Regions from separate parts of the Homo sapiens genome. Here region 1 is linked to region 2. A link is a loop called in an ENCODE intact Hi-C map of the cell type or tissue named here. Cell type or tissue: endothelial cell of umbilical vein. All regions are shown on one strand.

The links. A loop is a pair of places that touch in the nucleus more often than their neighbours do. Peaks named below come from ENCODE experiments on the same cell type or tissue, not always from the same donor. Only the 100,000 strongest peaks of a DNase experiment are listed, where the experiment ranks them.
Region 1: it touches region 2 in a loop (14-fold over the local background); 5 of 110 quality-filtered maps call a loop at or near these places.

What each region holds. Positions count from the first base shown.
Region 1 is chr7:5,173,571-5,176,070 of GRCh38, forward strand. No RefSeq gene overlaps it. Among named protein-coding and RNA genes, the nearest start is that of WIPI2, 15 kb to the right of the region's middle. In endothelial cell of umbilical vein, no CTCF peak of the experiment used is centred here; a DNase peak (open chromatin) is centred at 1,091.
Region 2 is chr7:4,829,198-4,831,697 of GRCh38, forward strand. The region is part of intron 5 of RADIL (Rap associating with DIL domain); the gene reads right to left. Among named protein-coding and RNA genes, the nearest start is that of SNORD165, 7.0 kb to the right of the region's middle. In endothelial cell of umbilical vein, a CTCF peak has its summit at 1,065 (motif pointing right); a DNase peak (open chromatin) is centred at 1,104.

The DNA of each region.
Region 1 (2,500 bases), 340 kb after region 2:
GATGGTGTCTTGCTCTGTCACCCAGGCTGGAGTGCAGTGGCGCAATCACAGCTCACTGCAGCGTCAACTTCCTGGGGCCAGACGACCCTCCCAGACGACCCTCCCACCTCAGCCTCTCGAGTAGCTTGGACCACAGCTGTGCACACAGCGCTGTGAGATTACAGTGAGCTATGATGGCGCCACTGCACTTCAGCCTGGGCAACAGAGGAAGACTCCCCCTCTAAAAAAGAAAATGCACTCAGTGTTGAAAAGACGCTTTATCAAAGAAGATATACGGATGGCAAATAAGCACAGGAAAGCATGCACAACATTACTGACCACGAGGAATTGCAAATTAAACCACAACAGGCCAAGTGAGGTGGCTCATGCCTGTCATCCTAGCACTTTGGGAGTCCCAGGTGGGTGGATCACTTGAGGCCAGGAGTTCGGGACCAGCCTGGCCAACATGATGAAACCCTGTCTCTACTAAAAATACAGAAATTAGCCAGGTGTGGTGGCAGGTGCCTGTAATCCCAGCATCTCAGGAGGCTGAGGCAAGAGCATTGCTTGAGCCTGGGAGTCGGAGGTTGCAGTGAGCTGAGATTGTGCCCTGCACACCAGCTTTGGTGACAGCGAGACTCCATCTCAAAAAAAAAAAAAAATGTATAGAACTATACACCTAACACAGGTGAATTTTGCCGTATGTAAATTATACTTCAATCAACCAAAAAAAAGCACCTGAAAATATACGTAACTACACCAACAAAAAAGAGAGAGGCCACATCTCCACATCTTTGTACTGTGTGTGTGTGTGTGTGTGTGTGTGTATGTCTGTCGTGCATAGCAGAGGGGGGAAGAAGTGTGTTCGGAGGCACACCTGCTGCCATAACGATGGCCGGCAGCTTTAACTACCATGCATTTTTAATCACAGAAGGGTTCAGTGCTCGAATTTCCAGGAGCTGACCACCAGGTCTGAAATTCAGCCTGGCCCTTCTCTGACATGTGCAGCCTCTTGTCCAATCCTGCCCTGTCCGCCCCACTCCTCTAGTCCTGATCACGGGACTTGAGGTGTTTCCCGGAACAATAGTCCCATTCCCGCCTCCCAGGAGGGGAGCCCATGCCAAGTCAGCCAGCCTAGGAGGGTCCCCTTGGGTCCAACATGCTGGGAGTTGGTGGCCTCTTGTGGCCAGAAATAGAATTATCACATATTAAAAATGATCACTGGCCGGGCGCGGTGGCTCACGCCTGTAATCCCAACACTTTGGGAGGCCAAAGCAGGCGAATCACGAGGTCAGGAGATTGAGACCATCCTGGCCAACATGGTGAAACCCTGTCACTACTAAAAATACAAAAATTAGCTGAGCATGGTGGCGCACGCCTGTAATCCCAGCTACTCCGGAGGCTGAGGAAGGAGAATCGCTCGAACCGGGGAGTCGGAGGTTGCAGCGAGCCGAGATCGCACCACTGCACTCCAGCCTGGCGACAGAGCAGGACTCCATCTCAAAAAAATAAAAATAAAAATTAGCTGGGCATGGTGGGACGCTCCTGTAGTCTCAGCTACTTGGGAGGCTGCGGTGGGAGGATGACTTGAGCCCGGGAGGTCAAGGCTGCAATGAGTCATAATTATGCCACTGCACTCCAGCCCGGGTGACAGAGCGAGACCCTGTCTCAGAAAAACTGAAAGAATTTTTTTTTTTTTGAGACGGAGTCTCGTTCTGTCGCCCAGGCTGGAGTGCAGTGGCGCGATCTCCGCTCACTGCAAGCTCCGCCTCCCAGGTTCACGCCATTCTCCTACCTCAGCCTCCCGAGTAGCTGGGACTACAGGTGCCCACCACCACGCCTAAATAATTGTTTGTATTTTTAGTAGAGATGGGGTTTCACCGTGTTAGCCAGGGTGGTCTCGATCTCCTGACCTCATGATCCGCCCGCCTCGGCCTCCCAAAGTGCTGGGATTACAGGCGTAAGCCACGGCGCCGGGCCCAAGAATTTTTAAAAGATCATAGTAGGCCGGGTGTGGTGGCTCATGCCTGTATCCCATCATTTTGGGAGGCCCAGGTGGGAGAATCGCTTGAGCCCAGGAGTAGTTCTGGACAACAGAACAAGACCCTGTCTCTATTAAAAATATTAAAAGATCACATTAAGGGTTGATTCTGCTTATGGCTGGGGTGGGAACGGCATTTCCATACAGGGTTAGAGGCCTGTACATTAGTGCAACCTTTTCAGCAGCACAAGTCAAAATCTAAAATACACACACCCGGCCGGGCGCGGTGGCTCACGCCTGTCATCCCAGCATTTTGGGAGGCCGAGGCATGTGGATCACGAGGTCAGGAGATTGAGAGCATCCTGGCTAACACAGTGAAACCCCGTCTCTACTTAAAAAATACAAAAAATTGGCCGGGCATGGTGGCGGGCACCTGTAGTCCCAGCTACTCGGGAGGCTGAGGCAGGAGAATGGCGTGAACCCGGGAGGTGGAGATTGCAGTGAGCCGAGACAGCGCCACTGCACTCCAGCCTGGGCAAC
Region 2 (2,500 bases):
GCTGTCCATCACCCTTCGATGCTATCCGGGGCCTGGCTTCTATGGAGCCCCCTCCTGTCAGGCTGGGAGGCAGAGCCTGGGTCCCTCACACAGTCCCAGATCTCAGAGGCCAGGACCCACCCCCAGTGCATGGCATCGGGACCTGGCTCTGGGGAGCGGGTGTTTGCCAGTGAAAGTGGAAGGCGTTCGGAGCTCAGCTCTCCCTGGGCCGGGCAGTGGGGATGCTGGGGACTCCAGGTCAGTGGTCCCCAAGCTGTCCCATGCCTGTCCCTCCTACCTTTGAAAGAAGGATGGACCCAGGGTGGACATCAGCAGGCACATATGGCAATAATGGGCTTTATGGATGGACCATTTTTGGTACGTGAGGCACTTACAGGGTTCGGCTGTGTCTCAACCCAAATTTCATCTTAAATTGTAGCTCCCACAATTCCCACATGTTGTGGGAGGGACGCGGTGGGTGGTAACTGAGTCATGGGGGCGGGTCTTTGCCATGCTGTTCTCCCGATAGTGAATGAGTCCTCATGAGATCTGTTGGTTTTAGAAAGGGTGGTTCCCCTGAACACACTCTCTCGCCTGCCACCATGTAAGATGTGCCCTTGTTCCTCCTTTGCCTTCTGCCATGATTGTGAGGCCTCCCCAGTCACGTGGAACTGTGAGCCCATTAAACCTGTTTCCTTTATAAATTACCCAGTCTCGGATATGTCTTTATTAGCAGCGTGAGAACAGACTAATAAAGGCACGGATGGGAATCACGCAAACCTCTGTGTACCACAGCTTGACTTAAGGGGGTGCTGCCAGCCACTCAGCCTGAGCCCCCCAGACACACCCCCTCCCTCACTGCCTAGCGTGGCCACCACCTTCCACTCTGCCTTCGTCAGTGTTATCTCACGTGTGTGTCTTAAACAGGATGGCTTGGCTGTGAGTATCATACGTACGTGTGTGTGCGTGTGGGCATTTAACCATATCACAGACACTGTGCTAGGTGCTTTTTCCCAACATTGTCTTGGATTCAGCTGCACTGAGAGAGCAGTGGCTGAAAGTCATTCCCTGCCACCAGGAGGAGACATGTGGCGGCTTCAGCTCCTGTGCGGACACACTGCCTTCCACCAGCAGGTGTCTCTCTAGGGCCCACTCGAGAGTGGGAGCGTAGGCCGCAGGGGCTGCACGTCTGTATCAGATCAACCGAATGGTTTCCCAAGTGCCCCAGCAGCGTCTAGGGTAGAGATAGTGCTTTCTGCGCAAACAGCCGTTGGAGAGTGGCGGTGCACTACCTTACCTCTAACCCAGGAGCTGCGCCTTTCCCTGAAGGAGCAGGTTAGTTCTAACACAGAATCGGGAGAGCAAGGGAGGAGAAGGCTCAAAAGAGGGCCTCGTGCAGCCATAAAAAAGCACGACATCAGCCAGGCACAGTGGCTCACGCTTGTAATCCCAGCACTTTGGGAGGCTGAGGCAGGTGGATCACCTGAGGTCAGGAGTTCGAGACCAGCCTCACCAACATGGAGAATCCCCATCTCTACTAAAAATACAAAATTAGCGGCTGGGCGCGGTGGTTCACACCTGTAATCCCAGCACTTTGGGAGGCCGAGGCGGGTGGATCACAAGGTCAGGAGATGGAGACCATCCTGGCTAACACGGTGAAACCCCGTCTCTACTAAAAATACAAAAAAACAAAAATTAGCTGGCCGTGGTGGCGGGCGCCTGTAGTCCCAGCTACTCGGGAGGCTGAGACAGGAGAATGGTGTAAACCCAGGAGGCAAAGCTTGCAGTAAGCCGACACTGCGCCATAGCACTCTAGCCTGGGCGACAGAGCGAGATGCCGTTTCAAAAAAAAAAAAAATACAAAATCAGCTGGGCGTGGTGGTGCATGTCTGTAATCCCAGCTACTTAGAAGGCTGAGGCAGGAGAATCGCTCGAACCTGAGAGGTGGAGGTTGCCGTGAGCCGAGATCTCATTATTGCACTCTAGCCTGGGCAACAAGAGCGAAACCCCATCTCAAAAAAAGAAAAAAAAAAAAAAGCACGAGATCATGTCCTTTGCAGGGACATGGATGGAGCTAGAGGCTATTATGCTTAGCAAACTAACACAGGAACAGAAAACCAAATACCTTCTCACTTACAAGTGGGAGCTAAATGATGAGAACACATGGACACAGAGAGGTGAGCAACAGACACTGGGGCCTTTCAGAGGGTGGAGGCTGGGAGGAGGGAGAGGATCAGGAAATATAATGAATGGGTACAAGGCTTAATACCTGGGTGATGAAATCATCTGTACAACAAGCCCGCACGACATAAGTTTACCTATGTAACAAAGCTGCACTCGTACCCCTGAACTTAAAATAAAAGTGGAAAATAAATAAACTAATAAAATTGTGAAGATTCTCAAAAAAAAAAAAAAAAAAAAAGCCAGGCACAGTGGCTCACGCCTGTAATCCTAGTACTTTGGGAGGCCAAGGCAGGTGGATCACTTGAGTTCAGTAGTTCGAGACCAGCCTGGCCAATAT